Linked DNA regions of Homo sapiens: region 2 is linked to region 1. Evidence: read pairs that join two places in POLR2A ChIA-PET (ENCODE). Cell type or tissue: endothelial cell of umbilical vein. All regions are shown on one strand. Each heading gives the region's core, and the rest is flanking DNA. Links, peaks and the distances in the headings are about the cores only.

Region 1 (5,412 bases), core at 209-5,208:
TTTATTTTACATCTGACAGAACAAAGTAAACATTCAGATACTTGATAATTTAATTCAAAGATAGCCTTAATCCTGTATTGTTGCATGTTTCTTCTATTTCTAACTCTAGTAATACAACTAATCATGAAATACAGAATTTACAAGGCATGTTATGCCTCTAGCATATTGGGAGTAACACAGAATGCATTTGCTTGAAAGGACTGTTTTTTCTAGAAATTGGTCTGATTCCGCAGCCTTGAAAAACCCCAAATTAACATATCTGTTCATTTTAAAATATATAAAATAATGTTTGCCTTTAAATAAGGTATACTACAGTTTTCATGAAGTCATAATTTTAAAAAAATATGAGTAATATAAGAATTCGTACTTACAAATGAATAACACTTTAATTTGTATAAAACTCTGAAAAAGAGCAGAAGTGTTATCATTTTAGGCACCAGCTGATTTTTTTTTCAGATAAACAATTAATTATACTATTCACCATAGTAAAATTGTTAATGATTTCAAGAGGCAAATTTAAGTAAAAATGACTTAAGCAAATAAATAGCAAAAGCATGGATGCTTAAATGTTCTGTGAAAAGATAAAGCATCTATTCATTGCTTATAGGGTGTTTTTCTTTAACCAGTCCCATCAATTTCTTCTGATTGAACATACGATTCTTTTAAAAAATTACTATATTTATTTCAATTATATTTATAAGTAGCCATGGAAGTTAAAAATAAGTTGATTGCAATACTCATATCTAATATGTCAAACAATTTCATATATATAACAAGTAATTTGGTGGTTAAGTGCATTTACCACTTTTTCCTTTGATATCAACTGTTCTACCCATTCCTCTATTTTTATATATACACTCTAAAAATTATCTACAATTCATTATAAAAGAAAATTACTATCCTTGGTCTGTTTGGACAACTACTTTTTAATTTTCACTTTGTCAATTACCTCCAAAAATAGAATGTTTGGCATTGGCAATTCGGCACTGTCTGTACGCGTGTTTTTTCTTTAACAAATCTTTAGAAAATCTCAAATTTGTTGATTACTCATTCCCTACCTCTCCTAACTATATAAGTTAACTTTTGTAATATCAAGTAAACCTTTTAGATTATAGAAAAAAATTGACCTGTGTCAAATATGGCTTGATAAGTTAGTATTTTTTCCTTTTTTTTTTTTTTTTTTTTTTGAGATGGAGTCTCGCCCTGTTGCCCAGGCTGGAGTGCAATGGCATGATCTCGGTTCACTGCAACCTTCACCTCCTGGGTTCAAGTGATTCTCCTGCCTCAGCCTCCTGAATAGCTGGGGTTACAGGCACATGCCATCATGCCTGGCTAATTTTTTTGTATCTTTAGTAGAGATGGGTTTTCACCATGTTGGCCAGGCTGCTCTCGAACTCCTGACCTCGTGATCCACCTGCCTCTGCATCCCAAAGTGCTGGGATTACAGGCATGAGCCACCATGCCAGGTGTCCATTTTTTAAATTAGAAAAATGTAATAGAGGAATTAAACCCCTTTTAGGTAAAGTATAGGAGTATAGGTTCCTTTACTTCATTCATTGATTCAATTTGTTACATACATATGTAACAAATAACATATATGACATTGTGCTAAAATAAAGATGAAGATTTTCAATTATTTGAATGCAGGCTATCTGTCCAAATGAACTTTAAATCTCCAACTTCTAGAGTATTACAGGGAAAGAGAAAAACATTACAGAGAAAAAAATGGAGGAAAATAGAAGGAAATAAAAAGGGATGCAGCATTGCAGAGAAGAGAGAAAGGCAAAAATGCTGGTAAGCAAAGATGTGGTTGTTGTATCGTGATTAGAAGCATGGAATATGGTTAAAAGAAACCTGATCTGGAATGCAGCCTCTCATATTAAAAAACTACGTGATGTTTTTATCTCAGTGTCTCATTTTCTCATGTGTATGAGTAATAACAGAATGTGCTTCATTGAAGACTTCAGGGATTAAATAGATTATCAAGCCAAAGTGCTTAAAATAGTGTTTGAAAAAGAAAAAAACACATAGCAATTGCTAATATTTGGCAGAATATATCACAGGAATCATGAATCATAGGAATCATGAATCATTCTAAATCTATGCTGATAGCATGAATAAATACATCAAGACCAAGCCAGTGAAATATGGCAATGATGTCACATTAAGTGAGCTTATTGTTATAAATGCCAGATAATTTCACCTAAAATATGCAGATCAAATAATGTTCTCTAACATGGGAAGCAACCAGGCAAATATAGGAAAAGAAACAATAACTGACCAAAGATATCAAGAAGGAAACACATAGAGTCTTCATGGACAATAAGAAAAGCAGAATTAGAAAGGACTAAGAAAACACCCTGAAAATTTACTCTTCCTTCTTTTCTTCTGTCCTTTTTCTTTCTTTCTTTTTAAATATAGCCATCCTTTAATAAAATCTTGTTTCCTATTTGGTCAACTGAATTTTAAAATGACTTGAAATTTGAAATGGTCGAAGCTTAAAAAGGTAAGAGAGAATAATGGAAAGAAAAGTTTATGAGGAAATGACAGAAATGTTTCAAGTTGTTTTACTTTGCAAAGAGTAATCTATAAGCAGTGACCAAGACAACCTCAACTCTCCCCTCAAATTGACTAAACATTACATCAGTTTCTTTCTGACTATATTCACTTAATCTCCCCTTAAGAGGATTACTTTACAAACTTGCAATTTTAAATTATTTCTCTTCCCTTTTAAGATATAAATTTTCTATCAGTATCTAGTCAATGTTACAACTCAGCAAAGTCTTTACCAAATAATTTGGAAGCCATCGTTTTGAAATGCAGTGATCAAGAAAGACAAAATCCCCAACTCCCAGTCTCTGTGAGAGGATAGGATAACTTTAACAAACACATATTATCCAACTACATTGACCAATCTCCCTGCTAACATTCTCCAGTACTTTTTCACTTACTCACCCCAGTGCTCAAGAAATGCCTGTCTTTTGTTTTAGAGGGAGTTCAGTTCAATCTCTCCTCTATTGTAGTAGTTTTAAATAAAGTCTCCCTTGCATGTTAAACTTGAACAGTGCAATTTTTCTTTGCATTATTAGCATTATTGATTTTCCTGGATAGCAAAGTGTTTGTTTAGTTTCTAAGTCACATACATACTCACACAAATATACTAACTAACACACAAATACATACACACCAGAGAGAGAGAGAGAGATGAAAGAAAGAAGAAAAGAAGGAAGGAAGGAGGGAGGGAGGGAGGAAAGGAAGGAAGCAAGGGAGGGAGGGAGGGAGGGAGGGAAAAGAAAAAGAAAGAAAGAAAGGAAAGAAAGAAAGAAAGAAAGAAAGCAAGAAAGAAAGAAAGAAAGAAAGAAAGAAAGAAAGAAAGAAAGAAAGAAAGGAAGGAAGAAAGAGAAAGAAAGAAAGAAAAGAAAGAAAGAAAGAAAATTGAAAGAAGGAAGAAGGAAGGAAAGAAAGAGAAAGGAAAGGAAGAAGGAAGGGATTAAACAAAGGAGGGAGGAAGGAAAGAAAGGAGAGAGAAGCGAAAGAGAGAAGGAAAGAAAAATAAAAGACCTCAAGCACAAATTAAAACACAGCATTAGGAGATATACCTAATGCTAAATGATGAGTTAATGGGTGCAGCACACCAACATGGCACATGTATACATATGTAACAAACCTGCATGTTGTGCACATGTACCCTAAAACTTAAAGTATAATAATAATAAAATTAAAAAAATAAAAAAAATAAAACAAGAATTCAGTTACATTTTTAAAAAAGATTCTCTTGTGTAATAAAAGACTGAAACAGGTAATCTGTGTGCTTTTTAAAGTTTCTAGGCCTGGTGAATATGTATCCTTGGGAATATTCATAAGGAAGCAAAAATTATTTTGTCTTAGATGGTTTATACCATGTGTCTTTTATTTTATGCTGAATTATTTAATGAAAATTCTCAACACTTTCAAATTCCTAATCCTAACAGAGCACGCTAATGGGGCACTGAGTATGTAAAGTACCAGAATTTAACTACTCTAAATATGGAGGAAACCTAGAATTCCTATTAGTATAATAATATGCAACTGCCAGATAATAATAATAGCTGCTGAGGACCCATTTGCAGTATTCTTTCTATAGTAAGTGCTTTAAATGCATTTTTTAAAAGGTAATCCTCATGAAAACTTTGGGAAGCCCTGATTATTATTGACATTTTAAAACTTTAAATAAAAGTTTAGAAATGGGCAAAGAGCTAGTAATTTGCAAAGCTGGAATGAAAATCCAGGTGACAGTGATGTACAAGCTCTGAGTTAATATACTGGCTTTGCAATCCTTGTAAGAACCACGAAGAAGCATACTTGAGACTCTTAGGTGCTGGAGGAGTGTGAAAGAATGAGCATTTACAAAATATGAGGTGTTGATTTGAATGCTCTTTTATTCCTACATACCAATGCTTGTTACTCTGGTATCTTCCTGCTTTAAATACCATGCTTGAAAAAACAATTTCTCTTTTATTTACAATAATTTCCTTCATTTATCTGTTTATTTTTTACCCACCTATCATGGTCTCATGCTGTTTTCTGCTTACATATCAGCTGGAAGTCAAATAAAGAATATTACAGCCTTTCATTTGGAATTAACTACTTATAAAAATTGTACGTGATATCTAAGCTTGAATTTCTCAAGATCAGTTGCATCTCTGGGACTGAATCGCTCAGAATCCAGAATGAAAAAACAGATTTTTCTTCTTTACTCAGAAAAATAAAATAAAATTTTCTGCACAGTACAAGTTTCAGAAAACAGAATATTTCGTCTTTAGATAAAGTAAAATTATTGTGCGGATGAGCAATTAGACCTTTTTAAGAACTACCCAGTCTAAATTACGAATGATTAGGCACTGAGGATATTATAATCCAAAATCCCTGATGCAGAGAGACATCAAGCTGTCTCACAGTCTCCAGGCTTCACCCCTCAGTTTTGTTTCCAGCTTTTGTATGCCACTATCCTTGCACAGAGTAGTTTTACATATGTGGTGATAAACTGTGAAAAGAAAATTGGCTGTCCATGGTTTGTGCATTGTCACATTAGAAATAGAATTCTCCCTTTCCATTCTACTTTGAGTAGTACTATATTTACACAAAGAATAATGAACTCCATAATTAGACATGGCAAAAACAAACTCTAATGAGTCTTTGGAGTAAAATGTCTTCTGTGTTCAAAAAAAAAGTATATAAACTGAATTGCTTGAGACCTGTATTACTATCACGGCTTATATAATATGATTGAAATAGTAAGAAGGTTGGTAAAGTCTAAACTAACAAATTGAGTCTGTAGATTATATCTTAAATAAATTAATAAGGATAAAATAAATTTTTACAGTGTTCTAAAAACTGAAATAATTCAGTTTATTTAAAATAGTTGGAATTTGA
Region 2 (5,412 bases), core at 139-5,138, 1.7 Mb before region 1:
GGTACCTAAATTTTGATACATACAATTTGGCATATATAACTTTTCTACTATTAAGTATTTTTAGTTTACAAAAAAAGACTACTTTAGAAATTTTTACCTACCCTGAAAGAGTCAAGGAATAATGTTCTTCACTTCCATTATAAGATCAGAGAATAACATCATTTTGTTATTTTTCTATGGCTAATGCTTATTTAGAAGAACAAAATCTTCAGATACATTTTAGAATCATTTTTTAAAATGATAATTTTTAAGATTTATGTGTTATGATGACTGTCAGTTGTATTTTATTTGTAAATATTGAAGTGAAATTACATAAAATATGTTGCAATAGGAAATATATTTTTGACAAAAAAGTAAGTGCAATTAAAATAATATAATAAATAAATTTTTATGGTATTCATTGATTTAAAAAAGGAAAGCAAAACTTTTAAAAATAGAAATGTAATCAAATCTCAATTACCAAAATGCTTTGTGGAAAAAATAACTATTTGAAGCTTACCTTATTTCAGATGTAAAAATTTTGCAGGTTACAAAAGATTTTGTAGGTTGTAAAAATTTAGTAGGTTACTCTATTTAATCCTAACAGTGTACAGCAAATTAAATAGAGTTAGAATCAATTCTATAGATTGAAAAATCTCGATTTTAGAGATGATAAGAACATTGACAATACTCCGGGAGTTGGAATTGTGTAATTCACACACAGTTTTGCCGGAATCACAATCTTAATATTAACTGCTTTACTCTTACTTGGAATTGTAGGAGAAGGAGGGGCAGAGGAGTCACTAAAGGATAGTCTTCAATAGTTGAAACTTACAGATAACTGGGTTTTGAACGCAAATATATATTTTCCCAAAATTAAAAAAAATCTTTTATAACTGTATATATCCCCATTTATAATGTGGTATAGATAGCTAAATAAATATATTTCCTCAATGTTTGGGGATTTTTAGATTCTTTTTTTTTTTTTTTTTTTTGAGACGGAGTCTCACTCTGTCGCCCAGGCTGGAGTGCAGTGGCGCGATCTGGGCTCACTGCAAGCTCTGCCTCCCAGGTTCACGCCATTCTCCTGCCTCAGCCTCCCGAGTAGCTGGGACTACAGGCGCCCGCCACCATGCCCGGCTAATTTTTTGTATTTTTAGTAGAGACAGGGTTTCACTGTGTTAGCCAGGATGGTCTTGGTCTCCTGACCTCGTGATCCGCCCACCTTGGCCTCCCAAAGTGCTGGGATTACAGGCATGAGCCGCGGCCCCCGGCCGATTTTTAGATTCTTGAGTTAATATTTCATACCATCAAATCTCACAGGATATGAGGAATACACATATATTTCTTTTAAAAATATTTTTATTCTTTTATTTCAAACTGTTTGGAGGCCAAAAAAGCAAACAAAACACTTTTAAGAGATTGCTTGAAGTATAGTATAATATATTGATGAGAATATCAATTGGTATAATCTTTTTTGAGAGAAATTTGGCAATAGCCAGCAAAACTATCTATGTATTAATATTTTCATTTTGATCCAACAACTTCAGTTCTAGGAATTTATCTCTAACAATAGTAAAGTGTACATGTATAAGTTTATTTATTAAATTATTTTTATAGATATGAAATTTTGAAAGCAACTTGAATGTTCATATATAGAAAGCTGGTTTAATAAACTATGATGCACATTTAGAATGGGATAATGTGGACCTGTAAAAACAGAATGGGAGTTCTACAGTCAGTATACTGGTATGTAGAAAATAATCTAGGGTTTGCTATCTATATCAAACTCAGGAAGGAAAATAAGAATATACACATATTTTTGCTCATTTGTGCAAAAAGAAACATAAGAAGTATTAACTACATAATATTGAGATTGGCTACTTTCAAGAGATGTGTGAGATCAAGGGGAAAACTATAGAATGGAGGGAGAGGAGTGATACTTCTCTGAGTATATACTTCGTTTATATAATTATGGTAGTGTTTCACATTTGTAGACAAATGATTACATAGAATCAATAGGAGTGGTAGTTGTGGGGGGACGACACAAAATGGTCTAAAATAGAAACAATAGAGCCTACTGTATATCATATGAATAATGTAATCACAATGATGGTGAAAAATAAGCAGAACAAAATAAACATATATAATTAATGTAAGAAACTGTTGAACCTTTAGATTCACTAATACTCCTAAAGACCAAAAAAAAAAAAAAAAAGTATACATTGTTAAACTTTAGCTAATAGGCTTTCTTCTCTTATTTTTTTCACAGTAATATGTGTTAACACATTCAGTAAATAAGTAAACATATAAATACATTATGGATAATGAGAATGAAATTTCTCAATGTCAGAAAGACCATTAGGTTGGATTTAATCTTGTGGTATTTGAAACTGGAAGTATCAGTTTTGGAAAGAGAGAAACACACACACATACACACACATTTAATAATGGAATTGTATCAATAGTAACTTGCTGATTTTTATTATTGTACCATGGTTATACAGAATAATATCTTTTAAAAAGTATATGCAGTCTTGTATATGGGAATATAATTGTTAGTTTAGTCATAGACTTGACTGGGCCATGGGATACTCAGATACCTGGTTAAACATTATTACTGGATTTATCTGTGAGGGCATTTCCAGAAAAGGTTAGAATTTGAATTGGTGGACTGAGTAAAGTATATGGACCTCCACAATATGGGTGGCATCTAGAAATCCATTGCTGGCCCCAACAGAACAAAATCTAATAGGAAGGTTTAATTTCACTCTCGCTCTCCCCTCATCTCTCTCTCTCTCTCTCTCTCTTTCTTTTCTCTCTCTCTCTGTCTAACTGCTTGAGCTGAGACATCAATCAGCCTTCTCTTGTCCTTGCACTGGTACTTAACACCGTTGGCACTTCTGGCCCTCAGGCCTTAGGATTTGGACTGGAATTTATACTGCCAGCTTTTCTGTTTCTCCAGCTCACAGAAGGCAGACTCCATAAGCATGTAAGCCAATTCCTTATAATAAATCTCACTCTATGTATATCCTATTGGCTCTGATTCTCTGAAGAACCCAGATTAATATAAGGAACAAAGGGGCATAATGTGGGCTATTTACTTCAATACCTTCTAAGACATAGGGGAAACTCAAAGGATATGGTGAGTATAGGTCATACATCATGAATCACCTGTGAGTCATGTTGGCTATTGACAATATAAGTTGAATACATGTATACTCACTATTTTAGTCTGTACCTTCTCTTGTGCATTAATTCTGGCTGTGTATTTAAATTGGTTTTTAAAATGATGTAAATCGAGCATCTTAATTTGGTCTCTAAGATTTTCTTTTCCATTAGCTCTTGGTTAGTGGCCTTGCTAGTGTATTTGGAGGCTGTCACCATATCAAGGTAATTGTCTAAGTCGCAATTTGTGCCTAAATGTTCAGACTGAGTGAAAAACATAAAATAAAATATATGGCATATCTAAGTATTTAATAAAAGCAATATGGGTACCACATACGACACTAAATCTTTGTAATAGTTTAAGAATATGAAAAAACAAACATGCAATAATAACCATAATATATCCTAAAGTAGGAGGTAAGCATTCATCTCTGAAGGAAAACGCAATGGTTACCAAACTATTAACAAACTTTTTATTTCTCAGAACTTGTACCTGTAAAGACCAAAACAAACGTTATACTGTTTTGTTTTGTTTTTTATTTTAAGTTCTGGGATACATGTGCAGAACGTGCAGGCTTGTTACATAGGTATACAGATGCAATGGTGGTTTGCTGCACCTATCAACCTGTCATCTAGGTTTTCAGCCCCCCGCATACATTAGGCATTTGTCCTAATGCTCTCCCTCCCCTTGCCCCCTACCTACTGACAGGCCCTTGCGTGTAATGTTCCCCTCCCTGTGTCCATGTGTTCTCGTTGTTTGACTCCCACTTATGAGTGAGAACATGCAGTGTTTGGTTTTCTGTTCTTGTGTTAATTTGCTGAGAAAGATGGCTTCCAGCTTCATCCATGTCCCTGCAAAGGACATGAACTCATTCTTTCTTATGGCTGCATAGTATTCCTTGGTGTACATGTGCCACATTTTCTTTATCCAGTCTATCATTGATGGGCATTTGAGTTGGTTCCAAGTCTTTTCTATTATAAATAGTGCTTCAATAAACATATGTGTGCATGTGTCTTTATAGTAGAAAGATTTATAATCCTTTGGGTATATACCCAGTAATGGGATTGCTGGGTCAAATGGTATTTCTGGTTCTAGATCCTTGAGGAACCACCACACTGTCTTCCACAATGGTTGAACTAATTTACACTCACATCAACAGTGTAAAAGCATTTCTATTTCTCCACATCCTTTCCAGCATCTGTCATTTCCTGACTTTTTAAAGATAGCCATCCTAAGTGGTATGAGATGGTATCTCACTGTGGTTTTGATTTGCATTTCTCTAATGACCAGTGATGATGAACTTTTTTTCATGTTTGTTGGCCACATAAATGTCTTATTCTGAGACGTGTCTGTTCATATCCTTTGCCCACTTTTTGATGGGGCTGTTTTTTTCTAGTAAATTTCTTTTCTTTTCTTTTTTTTTTTTTGAGACGGAGTCTTGCTCTGTTGCCCAGGCTGGAGTGCAGTGGCGCAATCTCGGCTCACTGCAAGCTCTGCCTCCTGGGTTCACGCCATTCTCCTGCCTCAGCCTCCCGAGTAGCTGGGACTACAGGCGCCCGCCACCAGGCCTGGCTAATTTTTTTGTATTTTTAGTAGAGACGGGGTTTCACCGTGTTAGCCAGGATGTCTCGATCTCCTGACCTCGTGATCCGCCTGCCTCGGCCTCCCAAAGTGCTGGGATTACAGGCTTGAGCCACTGTGCCCGGCCTGGTAAATTTATTTAAGTTCCTTGTAGATTATGGCTATTAGCCCTTTGTCAGATGGGTAGTTTGCAAACATTTTCTCCTATTCTGTAGGTTGTCTGTTCACTCTGATGATAGTTTCTTTTGCTGTGCAGAAGCTCTTTAGTTTGATTAGATCCCATTTGTCAATGTTGGCTTTTGTTGCAATTGCTTTTGGTGTTTTAGTCATGAAGTCTTTGCCCATGCCTATGTCCTGAATGGTATTGCCTAGGTTTTCTTCTAGGGTTTTTATGGTTTTGGGTTTTACATTTAAGTCTTTAATCCATCTTGAGTTAATTTTTGTATAAGGTGTAAGGTAGGGTTCCAGTTTCAGATTTGGCATATGGATAGCCAGTTTTCCCTGCATCATTTATTAAATAGGGAATCCTTTCCCTATTGCTTGCTTTTGTCCATTAAACTGCTTTAAGCAAGAAATGAAATTATTGACTCATGTAATAAGGAAGTTCAGGGCTATGCATTTTTTTTTCATGAACCTGTAAGTCAAGGGTCCCCTATGATGTAACCAGCACACTCTTTCTCCTC

The links. Peaks named below come from ENCODE experiments on the same cell type or tissue, not always from the same donor. Only the 100,000 strongest peaks of a DNase experiment are listed, where the experiment ranks them.
Region 2: POLR2A ChIA-PET joins it to region 1 with 5 read pairs; 2 of 35 experiments call an interaction of 5 or more read pairs at or near these places.

The regions. Positions count from the first base shown.
Region 1 is chr11:24,572,188-24,577,599 of GRCh38, reverse strand. The region is part of intron 1 of LUZP2 (leucine zipper protein 2); the gene reads right to left. Among named protein-coding and RNA genes, the nearest start is that of LUZP2, 78 kb to the right of the region's middle. In endothelial cell of umbilical vein, for the core only: no CTCF peak of the experiment used is centred there; a DNase peak (open chromatin) is centred at 2,089; H3K27ac peaks cover 1,721 bases.
Region 2 is chr11:26,232,380-26,237,791 of GRCh38, reverse strand. It overlaps a transcript of ANO3 not described here. Among named protein-coding and RNA genes, the nearest start is that of ANO3-AS1, 53 kb to the left of the region's middle. In endothelial cell of umbilical vein, for the core only: no CTCF peak of the experiment used is centred there; a DNase peak (open chromatin) is centred at 3,141; H3K27ac peaks cover 764 bases.